2 separate regions of the Homo sapiens genome follow, and region 1 is linked to region 2. A link is an interaction called in ENCODE POLR2A ChIA-PET data of the cell type or tissue named here. Cell type or tissue: PC-3. All regions are shown on one strand. Each heading gives the region's core, and the rest is flanking DNA. Links, peaks and the distances in the headings are about the cores only.

Evidence for each region. ChIA-PET counts read pairs that join two places held together with the same protein. Peaks named below come from ENCODE experiments on the same cell type or tissue, not always from the same donor. Only the 100,000 strongest peaks of a DNase experiment are listed, where the experiment ranks them.
Region 1: POLR2A ChIA-PET joins it to region 2 with 9 read pairs; 3 of 35 experiments call an interaction of 5 or more read pairs at or near these places.

What each region holds. Positions count from the first base shown.
Region 1 is chr3:111,581,122-111,590,206 of GRCh38, reverse strand. CD96 (CD96 molecule) reads right to left here. Exons shown (of 14, transcript NM_005816.5): 5 at 4,829-4,884. Among named protein-coding and RNA genes, the nearest start is that of ZBED2, 9.7 kb to the left of the region's middle. RefSeq lists silencers at 3,178-3,378, 3,438-3,638. In PC-3, for the core only: no CTCF peak of the experiment used is centred there; a DNase peak (open chromatin) is centred at 4,836; H3K27ac peaks cover 2,032 bases.
Region 2 is chr3:111,805,248-111,814,332 of GRCh38, reverse strand. LOC105374040 (a long non-coding RNA gene) reads left to right here. Exons shown (of 4, transcript XR_924333.4): 3 at 5,052-5,149. It also overlaps a transcript of PHLDB2 not described here. Among named protein-coding and RNA genes, the nearest start is that of PHLDB2, 49 kb to the left of the region's middle. In PC-3, for the core only: no CTCF peak of the experiment used is centred there; DNase peaks (open chromatin) are centred at 3,252 and 5,682; H3K27ac peaks cover 2,314 bases.

The sequences.
Region 1 (9,085 bases), core at 3,217-7,216, 220 kb after region 2:
CTGAGCTCTTAGGGGCCAGAGTTAATAAGTGCTGGAAGAGAATTCAAACCTAGTTCTATCAGATCCCACAGTCTGTATTCTGGGTTAAAAAAAATTATTCCACAGTATCTGCTAGAATCAGTCACATAGCTGATTTATGAACGTAAGAGAGTGGGTAAATGATAAATAGTGGGTAGGGAAGAAATATTCCTGAAATGTATACTATGTGCCATGAACTCCATTAGAGCATAAATTTAACCTTCCTAAGAACCCTCTGAAGTATTTGTTATTATTCCAGTTTTAGATATGAGTTAGCTGAGGCTCGTGGAGGTTAATTAATTGATGAGGGTATGTAACCAGCTAAGTAGTTGAATTAGAATTTGACACTTGTGCTATCTGACCCTGAAGCATGATATCCTTCCATCATAATAATACTATTCTGCCTGGATACAGGCACACTAAATATGCATCCCAGCTCTGCCCCTTATTAGTGACTCAGCCAGTTGTTAAGACTTTCCAGGCCCCAATTTTTCATCTGTAAAATGACAGATGCCCTATCTATTTCAGAGGCTCACTGGGAGCAGCACAAGATAAAAGTATGTGAAAGGACTTTGAAGAGTTAATAAATTATTAAAAATACAGCAGGGATTGTAAGAATATTAGAGTGAGGAGTTACTAATGTTTGGCAAGATCTGAAAAGATCCATAGACAAGCCATGTCCTGTAGCTGGTTATGTGTGATTGGAGAAAGATTACTCACTAATTCTCTAGGAAGGAAAATTCTCTGGTTTTCTTAGTTAGCACTAAAGCAAGGGTAGAGAAGAGGAAATTTTATGGCACATTAGGTAAAGTTTTTTGTTTTATTTTAAAACTGGGATTCTTGGATCCAATTTATGGTCCTATATCTGGATTGAGCCCATATTACCTGTAAACACTGGCACCAAGAATCTATTAGAGATCCTTATAAAAAACAAAAACAGGCCGGGCATGGTGGCTCATGCCTGTAATCCCAGCACTCTGGGAGGCCGAGGCGGGCGGATCACGAGGTCAGGGCATTGAGACCACCCTGGCTAACACGGTGAAACCCCATCTCTACTAAAAATACAAAAAATTAGCCAGGCATGGTGGCAGGCGCCTGTAATCCCAGCTACTCAGGAGGCTGAGGCAGGAGAATAGCGTGAACCCAGGAGGCGGAGCTTGCAGTGAGCAGAGATCGCGGCACTGGACTCCAGCCTGGGTGACAGAGTGAGACTCATCTCAAAAAAAAAAAAAAAGAAAAAAAAAGAAACAAAAACACCTACCAAAAGCTGTATGATTAGCTTATTTTTGAAATGTAAACTATTGAAATGAAGTTCACTAATACACTTAGAAATTAAGTTACAACACAGCAAAAATGATTAAATCTTTTGCTGTATAATCAGGATTATAATAGCAGTGATATGGTTTGGCTGTGTCCTCATCCAAATCTCATCTTGAACTCCCAGTGAGAGGTAACTGAATCATGGGGGCAGGTCTTTCCCATGCTGTTTTTGTGACAGTGAGTAAGTCTCATGAGATCTGATGGTTATTATAACCTTTTTCCTGTATAAATTACCCAGTCTTGGGTATGTCTTTATCAGTAGTATGAAAATGGACTAATACAGTAAATTGGTATCAGAAGAGTGGGCACTGCTGAAAAAATAACCAAAAATGTGGATGCAACTTTGGAACTGGGTAACAGGCAGAGGTTGGAACAGTTTGGTGGGTTCAGAAGAAGACAGGAAAATATGGGAAAGTTTGGAACTTCCTAGAGACTTGCTGAATGGCTTTAACAAAAATGCCAATAGTAATATGAACAATAAGGTCCAGGCCGAGGTTGTCTCAGATGGAGATGAGGAACTTGTTGGGAACTGGAGCAAAGATGACTCTTGTTATGTTTTAGTTAAGAGACTGGTGGCATTTTGCCCCTACCCTAGAGATCTGTGGAACTTTGAACTTAAGATAGATGATTTAGGATATCTGGCAGAAAAAATTTCTAAGCAGCAAAGCATGCAAGAGGTAACTTGGGTGCTGTTAAAGGCATTCAGTTTCAAAAGATAAACAGAGAATAAAAGTTTGGAAAATTTGTAGCCTGACAATGTGATAGAAAAGAAAATCCCATTTTCTGGAGAGAAAATCAAGCTGGCTGCAGAAATTTGCATAAGTAACAAGGAGCTGAATGTTAATCATCAAGGCAATGGGGAAAATGTTTCCAGGGCATGTTGGAGACTTTTGCAGCAGCCCCTCCTTCAGAGGCCCAGAGGTTTAGGAGGAAAAAATGGATTTGTGGGTGATGCCCCAGGTCTCCATGCTGTGCGCAGTCTTGGGACTTGGTGCCCTGTGTCCTAGCCACTCCAGCCATAACTGAAAGGGGCCAAGGGTACAGCTTGGGCTGCTGCTTCAGAGGGTGGAAGTCCCAAGCCTTGGAAGCTTCCACGTGGTGTTCAGCCTGTAGGTGCACAGAAGTCAAGAATTGAGGTTTGGGAACCTCTGCCTACATTTCAGAAGATGTATGGGAATGCCTGGATGCCCAGGCAAAAGTTTGCTGCAGGCGGGGCCCTCATGGAGAACCCCACCTAGGGCAGTGCAAAAGGAAGATGTGGGGTTGGAGGCCCCACAAGTAGTCCCCACTATGCTACTGCCTAGTGGAGCTGTGAGAAGAGGACCACCATTCTTCAGATCCCAGAATGGTAGATCCGTGACAGCTTGCACTGTGTGCCTGGAAAAGCTGCAGAAACTCATCATCAGACCATGAAAGCAGCCAGGAGGGAGGCTGTATCCTGCAAAGCCACACTGGCAGAGCTTGTGTCCCTAATGGGACACCACCTAGCAGAGATGTGAGAAGAGGACTACCATCCTTCAGACCACAGAATGGTAGATCCACCAACAGCTTGCACTGTGTGCCTGGAAAAGCTGCAGACACTCAATGCCAGCCTGTGAAAACAGCCAGGAGGGGAGTTATACCCTGCAAAGCCACAGGGGTGGAGCTGCCTAAGACTATGGGAACCCACCTCTTGCATCTGTATGACCTGGATATGAGTCTTGGAGTCAAAGGAGATCATTTTGGAGCCTTAAGATTTGACTGCCCTGCTGGATTTCAGACTTGTTTTGGCCAATGTCTTCCATTTGGAATGGCTGTATTTATCCAATACCTGTACTCCATTGTATCTAGGATGTAACTAACATGCTTTTGATTTTACAGGTTCATAGGCAGAAGGGACTTGCCTTATCTCAGATGAGACTTTGGACTCTGGACTTTTGAGTTAATGCTGCAATGAGTTAAGACTTTGGGGGACTGTTGGAAAGGAATGATTGGTTTTGAAATGTGAGGACATGAGATTTGGGAGAGGTCAGAGGTGGAATGATATGGTTTGGCTGTGTCACCACCCAAATCTAATCTCGAATTCCCACGTGTTGTGGGAGGGACCTGGTGGGAGGTAATTGAAGCATGGGGACTTTCCTGTGCTGTTATCATGATAGTGAGTAAGTCTCATGAGATCTGATGGTTATTATAAGGGGGAGTTTTCCTGCACATTGTCTTTTTGCCCTCTGCCATCCATGTAAGACATGATGTGCTCCTTCTTGCCTTCCGCCATGATTGTCAGGCTTCCCCAGCTATGTGCAACTGTAAGTCCAATTAAACTCTTTTCCCTGTATAAATTACCCAGTCTTGGGTGTGTCTTTACTGGCAGCATGAAAATGGACTAATACAAGCAGTTACCTAAGAGACTAATATATGAAACTGGCAAAAGACACAACTACTTGGAAGATATTTTTCCAAGTTATGCAAAACCATCTCAAACAATCTAAGCTATGATTTGTATGCAATTATCAAATTAAATGACTAATATTCAGTAAGACCAGAGATTGTAAGTTATTTAATGTTATTGGTGCGAGAAGAAACTAGAATGAATATAATTTTCTCTCGCCCCATGTAATAGAAAATGTTAGAGAATTAATGAGTATATTTTTTACTTAGGGTTTTTAAAAGCTTGGCTAAAGTCATAAGGCCACAAGACAGTTGATTAACACAGATAATAATAATAACAAAAACAAGAACAATAATGTTTATTAAACACTTAATATATGTCACACACTGTACTTAGATTTTTTCATATGTTATTTAATTTTTAAAAACAGCAACAATGTGAAGATACTATTATTATTCACTTCATATAGATGGGGAAACTGACTGCAAAGACATGAAGTAATTTGCCCAAGGTCACAGCTCGCAAGAGAAAGAGCGAGAAATTGAGTCCAGATCCTAGTGACTACAGGCTGGTAACTACCACCCAGAAGAAGTTAAGTCAGAGGTCCCTATTCAATTTTCTTTTTTCTCCTGCCCTTCTTCATTACTACCAAAGACATACCCAGGGTTCTGCAGGAGTACAGGAGGGCATATCTCCTCCTGTCACTTTGAAATAAAAACAATGGGAAAGTGGGTAAAGGAAATGGATTAGAACAAATTAAACGTCAGCTGAGCAAAAGCCTCCTTCTTACACCAGGGCTCACACTGCTTTCTGCCCTACTTTGTCCTCACTATCCACCTGAATTTTTATAAAAGAGAAGTTTAAACAAATTGTGACTATTTTTTTTTCTGAGAAATTTAAGGACTAAAAGTGCACATCAAACATTCTGAGAGCCCTAAGTCTAAAAGTAAAAATTCCCATTCACTTTCTAGAAACAACCCAGCTTCCCTTCATCCCTATTAGCAGTTAATTGGTCAAGGGCCAAGGAGTAAAGTTCTTTGAGAGAACATTCCTGGCAACTATGCAACCTGACACACCTTACATGTAATACTGTAGATTTTCAAAGGCTTTTATGTGACTCACCTCTACCAAGACATCCGTGGAGTTATTTTCCACAATCACAGGGATTTCTGGTTTAGCTTAAAGGCAAATAAAACATAGTTAGTGGCACCAAATGTCATCCTACCTGGCCACTAGTGTGTGTATGTGTGTGTGTGTCTATAAGCATCTTCATTCATTAAATATTAATATTTATAAATTAATATTTATTAATATAATACTGCCAGGCCCACTGTGTACCTGGCAGTATGCTAGATGCTTAGGAAACAAATGTGGACAAATAATATTCACTGTTCTTAAGAAATCTACAGTTTCATGGGAATACAGATAAACAAACTGGAAGTTACAATACACTGAGATAAGTGCAATGATTAAGGACATGTAGGATTTGAAGACAGCTTTTAAATAAATTTTCTAACCTAACCTTGGAGGATAGGAGGAGGCTTTTGGAAGATGTGATGTGGTTATCAGTGATGAGTCAAGTAAAATTGGGAATGTGGAAGACTGGTAGTGCAAGCGGAGGATGGGTGGTGGGGAGGGAGAGAAAAGAGCAATGTTCTACATGTCCAAAGGCTTATGATATGGTTTGGCTCTGTCCTCACTCAAATCTCAACTTGAATTGTATCTCCCAGAATTCCCATGTGTTGTGGAAGAGACCCAGCGAGAGGTAATTGAATCACGGGGGCTGGTCTTTCCCATGCTATTCTCATGATAGTGAATAAGTTTCATGAGATCTGGTGGGTCTATCAGGGATTCCCGCCTTTGCTTCTCCCCATTTTTCTCTTCCCATTGCTGTGTAAGAAGTACCTTTCACCACGCACCATGATTCTGAGGCCTCCCCAGCCATGTGGAACTGTAAGTCCAATTAAACTTCTTTTTCTTCCCAGTCTTGGGTATGTCTTTATCAGCAGTGTGAAAACAGACTAATACAATAAATTAGTACCAGTACAGTCGAGTGTTGCTGAAAATATACCCAAAAATGTGGATGCAACTTTGGAACTGGGTAACAGGCAGAGGATGAAACAGTTTGGAGGGCTCAGAAGAAGACGAGAAAATGTTGTAAAGTTTGGAACCTCCTAGAGATTTGTTGAATCACTTTGACAAAAATGCTGATGGTGATATGAACAATAAGGTTGAGGCTGAAGTGGTCTCAGATAGAGATGAGGAACTTGTTGGGAACTGGAGCAAAGGTGACTCTTGTTATGTTTTAGCAAAGAGACTGGCAGCATTTTGCCTATGCCCTAGAGATTTGTGGAACTTTGGACTTACAAGAGATGATTTAGGGTGTCTGGCAGGAGAAATTTCTAAGCAGCAAAGCATTCGAGAGGTGTATTGGGTGCTGTTAAAGGCACTCAGTTTTATAAGGGAAGCAGAGCATGAAAGTTTGGAAAATTTGCAGCCTGACTATGCAATAGAAAAGAGAAACCCATTTTCTAGGGAGAAATTCAAGCTGGCTGCCGAAATTTGCATAAGTAGGAAGGAGCCTAATGTTAATCTACAAGACCATGGGGAAAATGTCCCCAGGCCACATCAGAGACCTTCACAGCAGCCCCTCCCATCACAGGTCCAGAGGCCCAGGAGGAAAAAGTGGTTTCCTGGGCTGGGCCCAGGGTCCCCTTGCTGTGTGCAGCCTCGGGACTTGGTGCCCTGTGTCCCAGCCATTCCAGCTATGGCTGAAAGGGGCCAACGTGCAGCTTGGGCCATTGCTTCTAAAAGTGTGGAATCCCCAAGCCTTGGCAGCTTCCACATGGTGTTGAGCCTGTGCGTGCAGAGAAGTCAAGAACTGAGGTTTGGGAACATCTACCTAGATTTCAGAAGATTTATGGAAATGTCTGAATACCCAGCAAAAGTTTGCTGCAAGGGCGGGGCCCTCATGAAGAACCTCTGCTTGGGCAGTGCAGAAGGGAAATGTGGGGTTGGAGCCCCCACACAGAGTCCCTAATGGGGCACTGACTAGTGGAGCTGTGAGAAGAGGGCCACCATCCTCCAGACCCCAGAATGGTAGATCCACCAACAGATTGCACTGTGCTCCTGAAAAAGCTGCAGACACTCAACACTAGCCTGTGAAAGCAGCCAGGAGGGAGGCTGTACCCTGTAAAGCCACAGGGACAGAACTGCCTAAGAACATGGGAACCTACCTCTTGCATCTGTGTGACCCAGATGCAAGACATAGAGTCAAAGGAGATCATTTTGGAACTTTAAGATTTGACTGCCCTTTTGGATTTTGGACTTGCATGGGGCCTGCAGCCCCTTTGTTTTGGCCAATTTCTCCCATTTAGAATGGTTGTATTTACTGAATGCTTATACCCCCATTATATCTAGAAAGTAACTAACTTGCGTTTGATTTTACAGGCTCATAGGCAGAAGGGACTTGCCTTGTCTCAGATGGGACTTTGGACTTGGACTTTTGGGTTAATGCTGAAATGGGTTGAGAATATGGGGGACTGTTGGGAAGGCATGATTGATTTTGAAATGTGAGGACATGAGATTTGGGACAGGCCATGGGTGAAATTATATGGTTTGGCTGTGTCCCCACCCAAATCTCAACTTGAATTGTGTCTCCCAGAAGGGACCTGGTGGGAGGCAATTGAATCATGAGGGCTGGTCTTTACCATGCTATAGTGAATAAGTCTCATGAGATCTAATGGGTTTATCAGGCATTTATGCTTTTGATTTTCCTCATTTTTCTGTTGCTGCTGCCATGTAAGAAGTGCCTTTCACCTCCTGCCATGATTCTGAGGCCTCCCCAGCCATGTGGAACTTTAAGTCCAACTAAATCTCTTTTTCTTCCCAGTTTTGGGTATGTCTTTATCAGCAGCATGAAAATGAACTAATGCAGCTTAGAAATAAAGTCTCATTATAAAGGTCCCTGAAGTGGAGCAGAGAAACATTTGATTCTTGTTTGGTTGCTTGGCACTAGGAAATATCAGGGAATATTTCAGTGATTTTGTTGTTTTACTAGATTTTAAGTGCCTCTGAGCCAGTATTTTATCAATTTCTTCATCTCTAGCACTTAACTGCCCAGCACAAACTAGACATTAAGTACATCGTGTTGAACAGAAGTGGCTTCAAGTAAATTCTTGAGCATAGCAAACACAGCCTTCTATGACTCAGTGGAAAGAATGCTAAACCTCCAGTCACAGATGCTGTCAGTGCCTGCTACAGCCACTAGCCATTTACCTTGGCATACTGAAGATCTCTTACTGGGATAACTCTTTGATGACTAGATGACTCTTTGCATAATGATTTATTGAGATTATGGGAGTATACTTAGTCCACAAGTAGTAAAAACTGGGAGTCCCAGAGAGTTAATAGTGATACAGATGGAGAGATGGTAGATGAATACCCCAGCTTTCTTGCCCTTCATGTGGGATAACTCTGATGTGTGTTCTATGCTGTCTCCCAGTAAGATGAGCTCTAAACCTATGGTGCTAACTGATATAATCTTGTACATTTTCTTATCTTCCTTCCCTTCCCTGACTCACTTTCTCACTCCTTTTCTGATGTTTCCCAGGATGGCCTTTCAAATAAATTAACCGCAATCCTTATCTCGATGTTTTATTTCAGGGGAACCCAAAACCAAGATACAACCTGAAACACTAATGGATGGAGAGGTATCTCTTACCTCCTGTTAACAAATACCAGCAGAATAAAAGCCCTGAAAGAAAGAACAACTACTAAAAATTGCAGAGGTGACAGGGTGAGACAGATTTTCTTTGAGGTTGAGGACAATCAGATTTGGAATTTAGGAGTGGAACAGAACCCTGTGATGGGCAGGTGACTCCCTGCCAAGGAAAGGAAAACCAAAGGAGACCAGTGAAGGAGATGCAGGAAGTGGCAAAATTGCTGGAGTAGCCCCTCTTGTCCCTGGTCTGTTAGACAATGAAGAGTTGAGCAATGGACATTGTTTGGGAAGAAGAAATATGCTGGGTTTAGGGCATGTGGAATAGATCTGATATATATTTGGGTATTGATTTCAAGGTTTTCATGGGTGTTTTGGGGAGACTTATTCTATATGAGGAATCACCAAGGGATGTAAAGTAGGTTCTTATAAGATATGTGGTCAGGGCCACAATATATACTTGGGTAACACCTCAAAATAGGTTAAGGACTGGATGAGACTCCACCCAAACACAACCCGCCCAGCCAATTTACTAAATGCAAAAACCAGGAAGCACGAAAAATCTAATTTTCTGAACAAGCAGGCAGGGTTTCATATTTTTAAGCATCCACCGAAAGGACTTCAAAGAAGAAACAAGAGAAATGTAGAGACAAAGAGCT
Region 2 (9,085 bases), core at 3,188-7,187:
GGCTGGGAGGCTGTTAGTCTTTCTTTTTCACATTTTTTTTTCCTGCTTATATTCTAGCTGCACTGGCAGCTGATTAGATTGTGCCCACCCAGATCAAGGGTGGGTCTGCCTTCCCTAGCCTGACTCAAATGTTAATCTCTTTTGGCAACACCCTCACAGACACACCCAAGATCAGTACTTTGTATCCTTCAATCCACTCAGTATTAACTATCACAGTGGTGTATCCCACGTTTTGGAATACACTGTTTTGGACCATGTCCTTACAGCTCAGCTGCAATTGGGTATTTGAAGGAGACTTATGTTCACCTCTACCTGGCACACTGTGGGAGTTGAATTAAGATCTCCCTCTTAGCAAATATTGAGCATTTTGAACAAATGACATAGAATAAAAAGAAGCCCCTTAAGTGGATGAAGAGCACAGCAACCACATATCTTGGGTTGTTTGAAACAGGCCTTCTTTAGTGCCCCTTTTCACTCACAAAAGCATCCCCAGTTTTTTGATAAAACTATGTGTTTGCTCTAATTAAGTGGCCTAAATATCACACAATGAATTGTATGCATCCAAATACATTACTTCTTCACTCAGCTCAAGAACTGGTGGCAAAGAAGAGAAAGTCTGAACCAGATTGCAGCCTTAAATATACTTTGTAGTTTTTCCAATTGGTTTATAATTATTAGCAATTTTTGGCACTCTTCCATTTTCCTTTCCTTTTAGTCATTTTTCCACTAAGAATTCCAAAGATTTGTATAATTTTGAATGTTGTGTAACACGCTGTTTTAGACTTTCAGTTATAACATTTACTATTACATTTATTCTGATAGGAGGGAAAATTTGTCATAAAAGCCCAAAGGCTGGTAGGTTTGCTTTAGCCTTAAGCCACAAAAATTTCACCTGTCAATTATTTTACATGTTAAGGATTAACTAAAGACCAAAAGAGGGGGAAACTAAATATACTAAAAATATCCTTTCCCTTTTAAAAAAAATATCTAAGCCTCCAAAATATATTGTACATGGATTTATTTATTTATTTATTTTAATGGACAAATAAAAATGTCATATGTAGTATACAAAAGTACAATACATTGTTATTAACTATAGTAATCACATTATACAACAGCTCTCTTGAACTTGTTTCCCCAAGCTGAAACTTTGTATCCTTTTACTAACATCTGCCCAACTCCTCCTACAGTTTTTTTATACTTGAATGGGAAGTGTCCATTCAGCTGGAGTCTTTTAAGTTAAACATGCTACAAACTACCATTATGTGCTAAAGCACTCTGCTAGATTTTGATTATTGAAGCCTTGGTCTCTTCTTTAGCGGAGCTTCTAGTCTGAGAAAGGATAGCTATTAAATACCAGTCACAAAGCAATGTGATAATGCTATGGGGGAAGCATCCTGCCAATGTTTGTAATGTTTTCCCCACACTTCCTTTCTAGGACCACATGACCTCACCCCTGGATTTTGGCTGTAAAAGCTTGATTGTTATGTCTCCACTCTCTCTACCCTTTTGAAACAAGAGTTAAAAATAAACAGAAAATGTAAAAAATTAATTTGTCTGGCTCCAAGCTATATTCATTAACTTTCTCTGCAGAAAGTCAAAGGCTAGTGGTATTTGATGAAGCTCCAATCTGAGTTCTCTCAGGGAAAAAATCTTAATGAAGCTGCTTTGAACAGTTGGGATAAAACCAGGCAGCAAAGGGACTGTCCTAGGATGATCATACTAAGCAAACTCATCCTAAGCCTGGAGATGGTCTCATAGTGTAGAAGAAGCCAGCTGAAAATCTCCCAATGAGGTCATTAATTCCTCCTCATTCACTGATTCCTTCCAAAGTTGAGAAACTCCATGAAAACATTCAGTTACCTGGTCCTTCCATTGGATCATCACATAAACTTATGTTTCATTTGCTAATTCAGACATCATATGTTTATACTGTCCTCTCCATTTCCCCTTGCAGAGTACTGTTCTTACAAAGTGTTAGCTTTTGTGTTCACTGTAACTTTTCATAGAGTCACAATTCACACACAGCATTCCTGCCTTCAAGGAAACTGTCTTAAACTCCATTTGTATCAACTGAAAACAAATGGTGATCACAGAAAGATGGCCTGGATATATGGATGATGTTCTAAATGACTGGGAACATCCTAGAAAAAGAAATAGTCTGTAAAACAAAAATCTGTCTGCCTGAAATATATTAATGGCCTTGGAAATGGAATCAGAGATAAGAGACAGCAGAGAAGCCCCTTTTCTTTAATCTAAATACTGGAATTCAGGTTCTGAGATTTCACAGAGACGGGGTTGATAGCAGGGCCAGAAGAAAGAGAGCAGATGTTGATGAAGGAACATTCCAAGCAATTTTCTCTCACCTTGGGGCAATGTTTTGAACATGCACAGTTAAGGTGGAAAGCAGCTTATATAGGATGAAGGTCACAAAAATGAATATAGTTTAGACATCATGATTTCATCTCTTTCTCTCTCCTGGACTTTATCATAATGGCATCATCCAGTGTGCTTAGAGTGAGCAAAAGATGTTTGTTTTTAATAATTCTTTGGCAGATAGGTCAGGAATGTAGGCCTAATATCCTGCTTTGCTTATATGAACCTTAAAAACAGAATTATAGTATCTGAAAGACAGAAAGAGTTTAAAGATCATCATTTCATTTTTTCGTGTGTGTGTATGTGTGTGTGTAGTGAGGAATCTATTGATTACCTGTATCACAATCAATAGGGTGCCAGTAAATAATTAAGATTCCTGAATCTTGTCACAGAGCAAGTGAATCAAAATTTTTGTGGGGCCTACAGGTTAAAAACCTGCATATTATTAATAATAAATAAACTGCCTAACGATTTCTTTTGTACATTAAAGCTTGACACTCACTGGCCTAATCTACCCTTTAATTTGCCAGTGAGAAAACTGGGCCATTTCTTCACCAAGACTAATTGGTAGCAAAATATGCATAATGCAAGAGTTCTCCTGACCACAGTAGAATACATTTTTTAAAATGATTTCATGAAGAGACTTGGACTCTCCTATAGCAATGATTACTTTCTGTTTCATGCAAACACCAAGTCCTGAAAGGTTCCTTAATGGGATAAAGCTTCTAGTTTTGTAGGTACTTGGTTTTATTAGTTAAATGCTAAATGGAGTACATTTTTATAGGAGGCTTTAACTGTAAGACCAGTTACTTAAATCCTCCTGAGAAATATCCTGATGACTCAGGATGAGACATCCCCTGGTCTCTTCTTGCATCCAAAGTCCTTTTTGGCTCTGCTTACAGATTATCCTGTTTAATAGCAAAGATGTTTCCCTGAGGGGGTTCATGGAGCATGTATCTGGGCCATTTACCTAGGATGACAGCTCTTTGAAATCTCTTCTGTATCCTCTTGCAGAGCTAGTTTAGTGCAGATACAACTGTACATCCCTACACAGATCAAACACATTTCCCAAACTTACTGTCCAGTGTATTTATTTATTATATTATATACTGAGGATCTTTGTAAAATTTATTTTGGACAAAGGATTCCGTTGTCAAAAATAAGGCATTTGGAAGACATATTTTTAAAAATGTGTTGCTTTGAAGAGTAACACTGATTTCTACATTTAGGGATAGTCTGTGTGGGTTGCTATATCATTGCTATGGACGGAATAGCGTCCTTGGAAAATTTATATGTTGAAGCCCTAACCCTCAATATGACTGTATTTAAAGAGAACTTTTAGGAGGTAATTAAGGTTAAATGAGGTCATAAGAATGGGGTCCTAATCTGATAGGATTAGTGGTCTTAAAAGGAGACGACAGACAGAGCCCTCTCTTCACATACATGCACCAAGGAAAGATCATGTGAGCACACAACAAAGTGGGGGCTGTCTGCAAGCCAGGAAGAGGGCTCCCACCGGAAATTGAGCATGCTGGCACCCTGAGCTTGAACTTTCCAGCTTCCAGAATTGTGAGAAATAAACTTCTGTTGTTTAAGCCGCCCAGTCTATAGTATTTGTTATGGCAGCCTGAGGAGATTAAGATAGTCATGCAGAGTAGGCCTAGTTTCAGAAATGGACATGAAAACACACGGTAATATGGTCCCAGATAGGCCCCTTCCTGGAACACATATTTCCTATCTCAGGTGCTCTCAGGTTGTGGTTAGTGTGTATGGCCTCTGTGTGTGTCACCTTGCATTTGGCTTAATAGCCTCTAGCTTCTTTCAGATAGCTCCATGGCAGTGTTAGAGTGATGCCCTACTGGTGTTTCCTTAGGATTGTTAACCATAACATGATGCACTAACGCTCTTAAACCAGCCTGGACAACATAATGAGAGCTCATCTCCACAAAAAAGTTTTAAAAAATTACCTGGGTGCAGTGATGCATGCCTGTAGTCCCAGCTACTTGGGAGGCTGAGGAGGGAGAATTCCTAACTATAGGTTGTACAACAGAACTCTAGAACGTCTTCATCTTGCATAACTGAAATTTGTTACTCTATTATATGCTTGAGGTGTATCTAAACTCTTGAGTTTGCATACTCTTTTATTACATCATGACTATTGTCTTCAAACCTTTACAAGTGACTGGGCTGATAAACTTAATTTAAAGTGACTCTTACTTCAGGTAAGTTATTTCATTGATTCATATTTCTTCCAAACTTAGCACCACCACAAATCAGAGCTTCTTGATGATAGGTAAATCTGCCAGGCTTTGCCTTAGCAACAAAGAAAAGCAAACTTACTAAAGATATTTCAGGGTCAAAGACCTGATATACAGTGATAAGTTGGCATTAGATAAAAAGAATCCATTTTAAGAACTGAGGGAGCTAATAAGTATGTGGGTGTTTGTGGAGAAAAGAAGAGGAAATCAGGCTTGTGAGGCTGGGCAGTGGCCCACTGCTGGACTTCAGATAGACTTTTCAGATTACTGACATGCCATAGAACCACAGGCTTGGAGACAGCATTCTCATAAGGGAAGAGGTTGAGCATAAGGTCACCCAAAGGCAGAAGAAAATATTTATTTTACTATTTAGAGTTGTTTTCCTTTCTTTAAACAAACTCTCCATCAATTCCACAGCAAGAGCTTTCTTCTGGCACATCTGGTTTATGTGAATACATTAGTGAGTTTCCCAGGAAGCCGCAGCATCACACAAAGGCCCATGATCATTTCACCAGGTAATGATTAATGTCATGTTACAGTTTCACAATATCATAATTGAATAATCAATTAACTAAGGTTTTGTGAGTACTATGTGTGAAGAACAATAATTTATTTATGTGACTATTCCTCCTCGATGACAGCAGTCAGTTCCTTCTGGAAAGTATAGATTAAGCCATTGCATTTCTTGGTAAATAAATATACTAGTCAAAGACCAAGATATTATTTATGTGTATGTACTAATGACTTTAACAGAGATATAAACCCTTATTTTAGGAATTGTTTAGTACTAGTAGTAGAGTTCTAAATGGATGCTATATAAAGAATTTGCTCTTTATTATATTAGTTATGAGAATTACAACCAGTGAATCATAGTAACTGGAAAATACCTTAGGGTTATAAAAGGAAATCCATTAATTGTACAAATTAAATATTTGAAGACCAAAGAGGGCAGGAGACTTATCCAGGCCTCCTGAGTCTTTAGAGTTTTTAATTAGAGCACCAGTCCATGCAGATTGTATTTGTCTTCTTGAAGCTGTGACTCATGAGATATACATGTATTGCTTAAGAATACATGTTTACTCTTTCTGCACTACCTGAGTGACAGGATCATCCATGTCCCAGACCCCAGCACCACGCAGTATACCCATGTAACAAACCTGCATGTGTACCCTCTGAATCCAAAATAAAAGATGAAAAAAAAAAAAACCCAGAATATATGTTTAAACACCCAGCTCTGACCGAGGACTCAAAAGAAAAGTGGCAGCACAGGATGTGGAGGTGAAGGGCAACCTCCTTTTTCCGAGCAGACATAGCTAATGTCATTCATGCAAAGCCCTTATGTTTGATTGCACAAACATACAACACCATGTAGAAAAATAAGAAAAGATCATCTGTGGATAGAACATCTGGGTGGGTACAGCTAGTCTCTGTGGTTTGTCTCTTTCTAAGATGTCAGAGTGGCATACTCTAAAGACAGTTCACCCCACAATTTTGAACACATTCCCTAAGACCCAGAGAATCAAACTGTTAATGCTGCTGTGAGTTCTTTACAATGGTTTTACATTAATATTGCCAGGAGAAACTTTAAAATCACCAATGCCCCAGCCCCTTTCCAGACCGATGAAATCAGAATTTCTGGGCTGGGTCCCAGGCATTGGTAATTTTTAACACTCCCCAGGTGACTCTAATGTGCAGCCAGGCCTGAGAACTATTGAGTCACTCATAAAATTAGGCAAAAAAAAAAAAAAAAAACACCCAGCTTATTTATAAAATGGTCCTCTTATCAAAGAAATAAAGCAATGTTCAGTTAACTACATTTAGCAAATAATTCCCAATTTAGCTGGCACTGTCTTAAATCTGTGAGATTCATTCTCCTCCTCTTCCTATTCCTCTTCCTTCTCCTTATTCTCTTCTCCTTCTCCTTCTTCTTCTCCTTTTTTGAGACAGGGTCTCACTCTGTCGCCCAGGCTGTAGTGCAGTGGGTCCATCATAGCTCACTGCAGCCTTGAATTCCTAGGCTTGAGCAATCCTTCAGCCTCAGCTTCCTGAGTAGTCAGGACTACAAGTGGGACTACAGGACTACAGGCGTGTAAATTAAAAAAATCACGCGCCTGGCTATTTTTTTTAAATTTTTATTTTTTTGTAGAGATGGGGTCTTCCTATGTGGCCCAGGCCTCCTGGGCAAACTCCTGGCCCCAAGCAATCCTCCCAACTTGGCTTCCCAGAGTTGCTGGGATTACAGGTGTGTGCCACTATGCCTGGCAGGGATTCATGCTTCTTTTGAGATTTAAATAAGTCAATGTTTAAACCCTAATCTTCAGTTTCCAACATTTATGACTTTCCCTCTTTATGTTCTTTGTCTCAAGATGAACATTTGTACTTTAAGTGATTTTCTAGTCAGCAATTATCATTTATTAAATTCCTAATGTTTGCCTGTCTCTATGTTTGGTACTCTGTACACTTAATTTATTCCTCACAACAGAGCTATGCATTAGACATTATTATCCTCATTGTATATAAGGGAAAATTGAATCTCAGATAAGTTGAGTTGGATGGCTAGAAATAGCCATTCTGATCCCCTAAACCAGGTTTATTTTTTTCCTATTCTAGTATCCTGTATCTAGTATACTGTATCCTGACAATAGCATGGTGTCACAGCTAAGTCCTGGACTGAGAATCGGCAAATGTGTGCTCTGGACCTGCAACTAATGTCTCTTACAAGTCCCATAACTAGAACTTCTTCATCTTAAGAAAACAAAAAGGGGCTGGGCATGGTGGCTTATGCTTGTAATCCCAGCACTTTAGGAGGCCAAGGCAGGAAGGGTGCTTGAGCCTAGGAAGAAGTTCAAGACCAGCCTGGACAACACAGTGAAACCCCATTTCAAAAAAAAAGTTATTAAAAAAAAAAAGAAGGGCTAGGTGCAGTGGCTCATGCCTGTAATCCCAGCACTCTGGGAGGCCGAGGCAGGCGGATCACCTGAGGTCAGGAGTTCAAGACCAGCCTGGCCAGTGTGGTGAAACCCTGTCTCTACTAAAAATACAAAAATTAGCCAGGTGTGCTGGCTCGTGCCTATAGTCCCAGTTACTTGAGAGGCTGAAGGCACGAGAATTGCTTGAACCCGGGAAGCAGAGGTTGCAGTGAGCCAAGATTGAGCCACTGCACTCCAGCCTGGGTGACAGAGTGAGACTCCGTCTCAAAAAAAAGAAAAAAAAAAGAAGAAAAAAAAAGAAAAGATTCAAGAAGGCAAGAAAGAAGCCAGTCACAGAAGACTACATTTTGTATTATATAAAATTCCATTTATATGAAATTTCTAGAAAAGGCAAAACTATAGAGACAGAGAATTGGTTCGGTGGTTGGCTGGGGTGGGAGAGGGGATTGACTGCCACAGGTGTGAGGGAACTTTCTGGTGTGATGGGTATGTTTTAAACTGGACTGTGGTGCTGGTTGCATAATCATATATAGTCATCAAAAATTCTATAATTGTACACTTACAATGGGAGAATTTTATGATATGCAAATTATTCCTCAATAAGGCTGTTAAAAATGGTACTGGGACTTGCACTAGAAGATGACTGCTATAATGATTCTAGAGATACTAACTCTTTATGGCATTTTCACAGCAGATAACTTGAATTGTTGAATCTTTAACAACATTTTGACCTGTTTTTTTATGTACCCATTTAAGTATCCAATTGATAACTCTTGACCAATTCTCTGTCTCTATTGTTTTGCCTTTTCTAGAAATTTCATATAAATGGAATTTTATATAATACAAAATGTAGTCTTCTGTGACTGGCTTCTTTCTTGACTTCTTGTATCTTTTCTTTTTTCTTCTTCTTTTTTTTTTTTTTGCATACATCTATGCAACCACCATCACAATCAAGATATAAACATTTCCATCATCCCAAAATTTCCCTGTGTCCTTCCCAGTCAACACTCCCACTCACCACCCCTGGCCCCAGGCACCACTGACCTGCTTTCTGTCACTATAGATTAGATTTGTCTTTACTAGCATTCCATAAAAATGGAATCAGACAGTATGTATACTTTTGTGTCTGGCTTCTTTCACTAAGCTTGCTGTTTATGAGACCCATCCATGTTGTTGCATTTATCCAGTAATTTTTTTTCTTTTTTTTTGAGACGGAGTGTTGCTCTGTCGCCCAGGCTGGAGTGCAGCGGCGCAATCTCGGCTCACTGCAAGCTCCGCCTCCCAGGTTCGTGCCATTCTCCTGCCTCAGCCTCCCGAGTAGCTGGGACTACAGGCATGCGCCACCATGCCCAGCTAATTTTTTTGTATTTTTAGTAAAGACGGGGTTTCACCATGTTAGCCAGGATGGTCTCGAGCTCCTGACCTCGTGATCTGCCCGCCTCAGCCTCCCAAAGTGCTGGGATTACAGGCTTGAGCCACAGCGCCCGGCCCCAGTAATTTTTTTTATTGTTGAGTAGTATT